Regions from separate parts of the Homo sapiens genome. Here region 2 is linked to region 1. A link is a contact called in ENCODE Hi-C or POLR2A ChIA-PET data. All regions are on one chromosome and are shown on one strand. Each heading gives the region's core, a stretch centred on a gene start or an enhancer-like site at or near the end of the contact. The rest is flanking DNA. Distances are from core to core; before and after follow the strand shown. Region 1 holds the start of NECTIN1-AS1 (NECTIN1 antisense RNA 1). Region 2 has its middle 35 kb from the start of NECTIN1-DT.

What was found. Hi-C counts contacts between places; a loop is a spot of excess contacts on that map. ChIA-PET counts read pairs that join two places held with the same protein, here RNA polymerase II (POLR2A). Pooled maps may share reads with other maps.
Region 2: a loop to region 1 is called in a map of DLD1, with 4 times the contacts of the local background. The contact joins the enhancer-like site here to the promoter of NECTIN1-AS1 in region 1. A Hi-C loop is called at or near these places in 2 of 168 maps with a recorded cell type or tissue (DLD1 and endothelial cell of hepatic sinusoid) and 3 of 50 pooled maps. POLR2A ChIA-PET finds 5 or more read pairs at or near these places in 2 of 52 experiments (RWPE1 and naive thymus-derived CD4-positive, alpha-beta T cell).

The regions. Positions count from the first base shown.
Region 1 is chr11:119,707,402-119,711,684 of GRCh38, reverse strand. NECTIN1-AS1 (NECTIN1 antisense RNA 1) reads right to left here and starts at 1,765. Exons shown (of 3, transcript NR_183634.1): 1 at 1,655-1,765. The region is part of intron 1 of NECTIN1 (nectin cell adhesion molecule 1); the gene reads left to right.
Region 2 is chr11:119,762,079-119,766,361 of GRCh38, reverse strand. No RefSeq gene overlaps it. Among named protein-coding and RNA genes, the nearest start is that of NECTIN1-DT, 35 kb to the right of the region's middle. Within about 2 kb of position 1,786, at least 8 of the 41 ENCODE cell types and tissues checked have a DNase peak (open chromatin) inside an H3K27ac peak, as active enhancers do.

The DNA.
Region 1 (4,283 bases), core at 516-3,015:
TTGGCTCCTGATGATGGCTGAGCCCCAACACACCCACCTGTGAAATGCGAGGCTCCCAGACACCAGCCCCCCTTCCCCTTCTGTGTTGTTTAGTATTTACTTTCTCTCCTCCCCTCACCCAGCACCTGAGCTCTTTGAAGGATAGGACCCAGCCTTAAAATCTCTGCAGGCCCTAGCTCAGCACCTTGCACACAGTAGGTGTCCCATAAATGTACAGTAAACCGATGGGAGCTGGCTGGCTTCACAACCCTGATAAGCTGTGAGGTTTCCTTCTCCATGCCTTTTTTTTTTTTTTGAAACAGAGTCTCACTCTGTTGCCCAGGCTGGAGTGCGGTGGCACGATCTCAGCTCACTGCAATCTCTGCCTCCTGGGTTCAAATGATTCTCCTGCCTCAGCCTCCCAAGTAGCTGGGATTACAGGCACCCACCACCACGCCTGGCTAATTTTTGTATTTTTAATAGAGATAGGGTTTCACCATGTTAGTCAGGCTGGTCTCGAACTCCTGACCTCAGGTAATCCACCTGCCTTGGCCTCCCAAAGTGCTGGGATTACAGGCATGAGCCACCGTGCCCAGCCAGCCTCCCGTGCCCCTTTCTTTCTGTTTTTGGTTTTTTTTTTTTTTTGGCAACCCTATTTAACCCCCATGCCAAGAAAGGAAAACTTCTGATGCTTTCCTTTTACTTGACACCTCCCCTCCCATCTCATTTTGTTTGCAGTAAACAAAATCATCTTTTTTCCATTTGCTCAATATTTATCAGCACCAGGAAGGTCTGCGGTTATGTGTGTGTGAAGTTGTGCGTGGATGTGTGGTTTGACAGGCGGGCGCTGTGTGATGGCACGGTTCTTTGTGTGGGGTGTTAGTGTTTGAGTCAGAAATTATACTCTCCACACCAGGACTTGTATGGGGTCTTCTCTCCCATGAACTCCTCTACACTTCAAACTCCTCTCACACTGGGCTTATCCCATAAGCTCTGACCTTTCAGTCCACCATGCCTTTGCTGTTCCTGTCTCCTCTGCCTGGAGGACCCTACTTCACCAGCTGGCAAACTCCTACTCATCCTTCAAAGCCCAGTGAAATTTTACCTCCTGTGGGACACCTCTTGTTTCTCTAATTCTCCTCCCCACATTCATCATTTCTTCCTGTATCATCATGGCACTTTGTGAACAGTCCTACCGTAGCAGTGATCATGTCAGTGAATTTATCCTGTGTCCTTGATATCCTTCACATGCATACACACGCATGCAGGGCTGTGTGTGTGTGTGTGTTTATAGCCCTACTGGCAGGCACTTGGTAGGTTCTTAATACTTGTTTATTAAATAAATGAGAATAAATTGCTTGCTTGGTTTTCCAAAGCATTTTCTTTGTACGGTGTTAGAGGAATGTGTCTGTGCAATGACTCTGCCTGACCTTCCCGCACTGCTCCCGCGTGTTCCTGAGCATGTCGACCTGTGTGCATACCGCAGCGTTCAGCTGCACATGTGTGCTTGGGTGCGCGTGTGTGCGTGCATGTGGCTCTGTTTCAGCGCTTCTGTAAATGGAAAGCTGTGGCTGCCCCTCCCCAAGCTGACATTCCCTCAGCACCACGCCCCCACCTTTGAGGACTGAAGGGGTGACTGGGTGGTGACTTCCCCCAGGCAGCTTTCTCTACCCACCTGATGTCCCCCTCCAAGAACGGTGACCCAGGGTTTCCCGTCCATCCTGGGGGCTGAGCTCTCTGCGGCCTCGTCACATCACACTCCCTTCCCTATCCATCTCTGCCCTGTTTAATTGGAATTTGGCTAGTGGAGACCATCTGTTCTATTCCGGCCTGTTTCCATGACAACCAAGTGGCTTGAGACTGAGGTTTGTGGTGAGAGAAGTGGCCTGGGGGATGCTGGGAAAAACCAGCTAGGTCCTCCCCCTCAAACCCGCTCCGCCTCGTCCTGCCCTCTCTCCACAAACCCGGAGTTAAAATAAAGCTGTTCCCTGCCTGAGAGTTGGGGAGTCCCCGAGCATCACTCTCCTCTCCCAGCCCCCAGCCCCCAGCCCCAGTCTTTCCCAGGCTCCTTTCAGGCTTCCCACACGGGGCTCCCCTCCCTCCCTGCTTCCATTCAAGAGCACCTTCTGCCCTTACAGACTAGGGAGCTAGCCCTTCCCTTCCCCAACCCCTGAACCTCCACCCCTGGAAGTGAGTGCTTCCTCACAGCCTGGTTACAGACGCTCAGGGCCCCACAGAAAGGACTCTTTAGAGGGTAGTCTCGGCTTCCTCTGCGCCCCTGCCCCTGCAGGCTCTCCCCCGGCCCCAGGTAGCAGAGTGGCCCAGGCAAGTGCGTGGCAGACAGAGGCGCCCTGGGCCCGGATGTGGAGCTGGTGATCCCAGATTCTCAGGGGCTGAGACAGGCCCTGGTACACTGGGGATATGAGTGAGGGGGTCTCTTATTTCTGAACAGACAGTTCTGTTTTCACGGTGTTATTTTCTGCCCTAATTTCCCCATCTATGGCAAAGCCTCTTCGTGCCTGTTCTATTACCAAGGGACCCGCCTGTCTTCAAAAATAGGTGGTGTGGCTTGTCAGGTGACCGTCTGTCGCTCTGGTCCCAGGCATCTCATGCAGGATATGTGCGATATGTTGGCTATGTGGGCGGGCGTGGGGGGTAGAGTGTCTCAGGATCTCTCCGGTGCCCCCTCCCCCAGCAAAATCAGTCCTGGGCAGAATCAGTCCTGGGCAGTCCTGAGGAGGGAAGCTGAGTCTTGGACTTCAGAAGACCGGTGCTCTTAGCAGCTGCGCTGAGCCGTGGGACCCCAGGGCCCCCACGCTTGGGGGTGCTGCAGGCTTGCAGAGGTCTTCTGGTAGCCTGCTTGTCTCCAGCCTAGCCCTGCCATCATCCATCCTTCTTCATGTGCCTCTTTTCTTCTTTTGTCTTTGTTGAGATATAATTCGCAAACCACAAAATTCGCCCTCCTGAAGTATACGAGTCAGTGGCTTTAGTATATTCACAATAGGCCGTCACCACTGCCTAATCCACAGCATTTTCATCACCTCGGAAAGAACCTCGGTATTCATTAGCAGTCACTCCCCATTTTCCCTCCCCCGGCCCCTGACAACCACTCATCTACTTTCTGTGTCTATGGATCTGCCTATCCTGGACATTTCGTATAAATGGAATCATACAGTATGTGGCCTTTTGTGACTGACATCTTCTACTTAGCATTCCATGTGCCTCTTTCCAAAGCACAGATGTGACCATGTCACCACTTTGCTTAAAAGGCGTCAGTGGCTCCCAGTTGCCTACAAGGTGAAGTTCAGACCCTCATCTAATACAAAGCCCTTTTACAACTGGCTCCTACCTTGCTTTCCATTCACCCTGTATTCCCCTCTCCTCTGCCCCACATATCCAGTGCTTTCGCCACATCCAAGCTTTTAAAGACACTCTTTCCTCTTTTCCTCTTCCCCTCCTGTTCCCTTCCCTCTCTCTGTCTGTCTCTGTCTCTGTCTCTATCTCTGTCTGTCTCAAGGACTCCTGCTTATCCTGCAGGACCCAGCTAAAAAATCTCACATCTTCTGTGGCGCCTCCGTCACCTTCAGACAGAATCACTCCCCCTTCTGAGCTCCCATTGCTTTGGGTTTGTATTTTTCAGAAACAAACAAAAACTGCGTTTATCACTCAGTCATTATTTGTTTTCATGTCTGGGGCCCCTGCTAGACAGAGCTTTTAAGGTAAAAGAAAATGTCTTAGTCTTTCTTATTCCTCCACGCTCCTTCCTCTTGCCACTACCACTGTCACTTTCACCCAAAAGGTGCCAGCACCATGCTTGACACATTGTATAGGTGTAGTAATGCTTTGTGAATTAAAGCAGGGGTAGAAGAGTGTCGAGGTGATGGATAGCCCAGCCCTGATTTGATATTTTGATACCTGCCTACAATGTATAATTATCAAATCAGGGCTGGAAGCTCATGTACCCCCAAAATATGTACAACTATGATATATCAATTAAAAATCCAAAAAAATAAAAGCAAGGGGAAGAACCAGAGACAGTACATTAGTCTGAGAGAGGCAACCCTATAGAGGAACCTGGAGGAAGGAGAGGATTCTGCAACTTGGCATAGCAGGGACAAGGTGGGGTATGACTGGACCTAGGAACTGCCTACATGGGCAGTTGGAGTGGGGAGACGGTGGGGAGGTGTTGTTCACCCTGTTCGACAGCCTTGTGGAGTGTCATGGTGGTCACTAGCATGAGAGATGGGGTGGAAGGTTTGGCAGGGATGGGAGGGGAATGGGGAACGGCCATAAAAGAGAAGGTG
Region 2 (4,283 bases), core at 537-3,036, 55 kb before region 1:
AAAACAGAGGGAGACCCTGTCTCAAAAAATACAATTAAAAAAAAAAGTTAAGTATAATACAGCCCTTCCACTCCTAGGTATTTATCAAAGAGAACCAACTTGTACACAAATGTTCATGCAGCCTTATATATAATAGCCAAACCTGGAAACAACCCAAATGTTCATCAGCCAGTGAATATGGACAAACAAAATGGTGGTAAGTCCATATAATGGAGTGCTACTCAGAGACATAAATGAATAAACCATTGACACATGCAGCATGGATAAATCTCTACTGAGCTGAGTGAAAAAAGCCAGACCCTCCAAAATAAGAGTCCATCTTGTATAATTCCATTTATATGAAATTCTATTAAATGCAAACTAATCGATAGTGACAGAAGGCAGACCAGTGGTTGTGGGGGGCAGTGGGTGGAGAGAAGGGGAGGGATTACAAAGGTGGATGAAGAAACATTTGAGGGTGATGGCTATGCTTACTATCTTGATCGTGGTGATGGCCACAGGTATATGCATATGTCAAAATGTCTCCAATTGAGTGTTATACATCTGTTTACTGTGTGTCAGTTATACCTCAATAAAGCTATTTTTACAAATGCAGTGATAGGATAGAGCATCTGGTGGCCATTTTAGATTATTCATCAGGGAAGGCCTCCCTGAGGCGATGACATTAAGCTGAGCTCTGATTGACAAGAAGTAACAGCCAAGCGGGGGTCTGGGGAAGAGCATTCCAGGCAGCAGGAACAGCACAGGCAAGGCCATAGGAGGTGAGAAGGAGACTGGCCTGTTTGAGGAAGAGACAGGTTCATTTCCAGGGAGGGGCAAGTGGTGCAAGGCGGGGTCAGAAAGGCAGACGAACCCAGGACAGTGGGGCTTTGCAGACTAGGCAGGAGATTTGGTTTACGTTCTAAGTAGGTGAGAAACCACTGGGTGGATCCTAAATAGAAGAGTGACATGATCTGTTCCTGATTATTCGGAGTTTTAAAAAATCATTTTATTTTGTATAAAAGGCATGTATTACCTATTAAAATATTATTTTGTATAAAAGGCATGTATTACCTACTAAAAATAAAATACATATTTAAAACAAGATCGTTCTCACTGTCATATGGAGAATAGATTGCAAATGCATGAGAGTAGAAGCAGGAAGCTCCGTGGAAAGGCTACTGCAGTCACCAGGCAGGAGAAGGAGGCTGGGGCCAGAGTGGTGGCAGTGGAGGTGGGAGGGGGCCTCTGAAATCTGGTTTTGAGATAGGGTCTAGAGCACATACTGGTGAGAGGGGCGTGGTGGAAAAAGGGGGCTTCGAGGCTGGTCCTGCATATGTGTGTGCAGCTGGTCCTCAGGACGTGGCTGCCTTCTGACCTCCATAGACCCTCTCCATCATTCCCTCCCCTGGGCAGCCCAGAGAACCTGGGACATACCCAGAACCCTCTGGCTTAGCCACCTGTGGTTGGTTATGTCTTCCTCCCTCTCTGGACAAAGATCTCTTCTTCCTACCCCAGCACCTAGTACAGTGCCTGACACAAGGCATGCATCCAACACCTGTTTGTGGAATAAGCAAGTGAAAGGACGAATGGCTGATGAGCTATTAATAATTAACTCATGGGAGCAAGGGAGGTAAGGAAGACATTCCCACCTGCTCTGGCCTCAGTATTAGACCTTCTCCTGCCCTGCCCCACCCCCAGTTACCTCCCCATCAACTTCAGCAGCCCTGCTGTTCTGTCTACCCAGAAGCTGCAACCGCGTGGCAGGCTGCTGGGCAGTCAGTGCTAGCCGGCTCCTGCCAGCAGGCCCTGACCTAGTTTGAGAGCCAGCCGAGGAGGATGATGTCACAGAGAATGCAGCTCCTCAGACTGAGGCTTAGCAAGCTGGCTCTGAGGCTGGATTCAGCTTAAATGCCAGAAATTTGGATAGCATGCTGTCCACAGGGATATCAGAGAAAGATGGGGGCAGGACTAAGGGCAGGACTAGTAGCACCTTGGAGAGACTATTCTCTTCTGGGCACCTGGATCTGGTTTTCAAGCCCTTTTAAGGGCAGCCTGGATTGTGCGCTGTGAGGCCTGTCTCCCAAGTCCTGTGGGGAGGTGTCAGGAACACTGGGGAAGGACCAGGCAGATGTGAAGAGCTCCTCAAGTACCTCTCCAATGACTTCAGTCATTAATGAGTTTGTGAATTCAAACATTTTCTGGCCAGGTGTGGTGGCTCACACAATGGCTGAGGAAGGAGGATCACTTGAGGCCAGGAGTTCAAGACTTGCCTGGGCAAAATCGAAACACCCTGTCTCTACAAAAGAAAAAAGCAAAAGAAAAAGAGAGAGAGAGAGAGAAAGAGAAAGAAAAAAAGAAAGAAAGGAAAGAAAGAAAGAAAGAAAGAAAGAAAGAAAGAAAGAAAGAAAGAAAGAAAGAAAGAAAGAAAGAAAAGAAAGAAAAAGAAAGAAAGAAAGAAAGAAAGAAAGAAAGAAAGAAAGAAAGAAAGAAAGAAAGAAAGAAAGAAAGAAAGAGAAAAAATAATTAATTGAAAAAATGTATTTTCCAAACATTTAAATATCCACAGGGCAGGTCAAGCACAGTGCTACTGCTGAGGGGCTGGGTGGTTAGGACATGGCCTCCACTCTCAGTTGCTCACTATCAAAGGTCAGAGAGAAACATCAATAAAAAAAGCCAAACCATAAGCAGTTAATTGTTAAAACAAAGAGATGTGCCTAACTGTGTGGCCAGCTCAGTGAGGCAGAAGCCTGGGAGACTTCTCAGTGGAGCAGAAGCCTGGGAGACCTCTCAGTGGAGGTGGATCTCAGAGAAGATGCAAAGAATGCGTGGAATCTCTCTCAGTGGCTAAGGGGTACAGCCAATCCCAACAGAGGGGTCAGCACAGGCCAAGGTCTCAAGAACCAAGGGAGCATGGTACATCAGCGGCAGCACAAGTTCATGACCAGAGAACCGCCCTCGATGTGGGGAGGGAGAGGTGGGCTGCAGAGGAACACAGGGAACATGACGCCAGACAGGCAGCGAGTGCTGTGCTCAAATGTTCATATGTCGTTCTGTCAGCAATGGGGAGCTAGTGTCCAGGAGGAGACCTGGACAGCATTTTAGGGTGTCGGCAGCCTGGTGGATGCAATGGGGTCCAGAGTGTAAGGTGGGAGGCGGGGGCACTGAGGAGACCTGTGTCCTGATGGGCAACCGTGAAGTCCAGAGCAATGGAGCTGGAAGGGAGGGCGCTGGGCAGACCCTGTGAGGCAGCTCTGGCCCCTGCACTCTGGGGCTCAGCTTGTGCCCAGCTCATGCTCTCTGCTCCCACCCTTCACTCTGCATGCTGGGCACCCCACAGAGCCCAAAACATCCTTCCCTCAGGGGTATGAACGTTAAGTCCTTTCTGCCCTCCCTTTACTGCCCCGACCTCCAGCCTCAACTTAATGCTGTGTATGGAGGAAATGGGAAGAGCTGCAGAGACAAAACAGGACATGAGCAAGGTACAGCAGTGGCCACCGTGGTAGGAATGGGCTGCCGGGTCTCCCTGCAGGCCTAGGAGGGTCTCCTTTCAGAAGCAAGATCTGAGGTTCTCCCCATTGCAGCCCACCCTTGCATCTGGGCTTCTGCCGAGCACCACCTTTGAGATGAGCCCATGGACAGGGGTCCTCAAAGCTTGGACTCTTCCCCACCAAACCATGAAATAGAAGCATGGCCCCCCGGGGAGGCCAGATGAAACTATTGAGGGAAAAGCCTTCCCACCCCACCCCCAACATTGAACACTCAGTCCCTTTGGAGTGGCACCTCCCAAAGGCTGGACATCCAGGAGGCCCTGACTGCATCCCCAGGGATAGAGAATGCTTCTGAGTGGTCTCAAGCAGGGGGAAGGGAAAGTGGGGCTGGATCTCTTAGCTAGAGGGAGTAAGCCCTGAGTGCCCACTTGATGCAGTGTGACACCAAGCCCCCAAGGCAGCGTGGATAGTCCACATCATGGTAACTGAGTCTGACATCTCCCTGGTGCCCTCGGCACACACCTTCCCAGCCTCCTCTACCCCAGGACCCTGGAAGGTCAGGGCCAGCCAAAGGATGGCCTTGAAGACCCACTATGGTCCAGGGGGTTTACATTGCAGGGGCTGGCGTGCACCTACACCTGCGCAGGTGGGTAGGAGAAAGGGATTTTCCCAGGCCTGTGAGTCAGCTGGGGCAAAGGGAAGGTGTGTGGGTGGAGCAAGAAGGCAGATTTCAGGATGGGACAACTGAGGCAGCTGGAGAAAGACAGTTTGGTGCCATAGAAAAAGCCCTGAGAGAAAGCAGCCCAGGTCTCA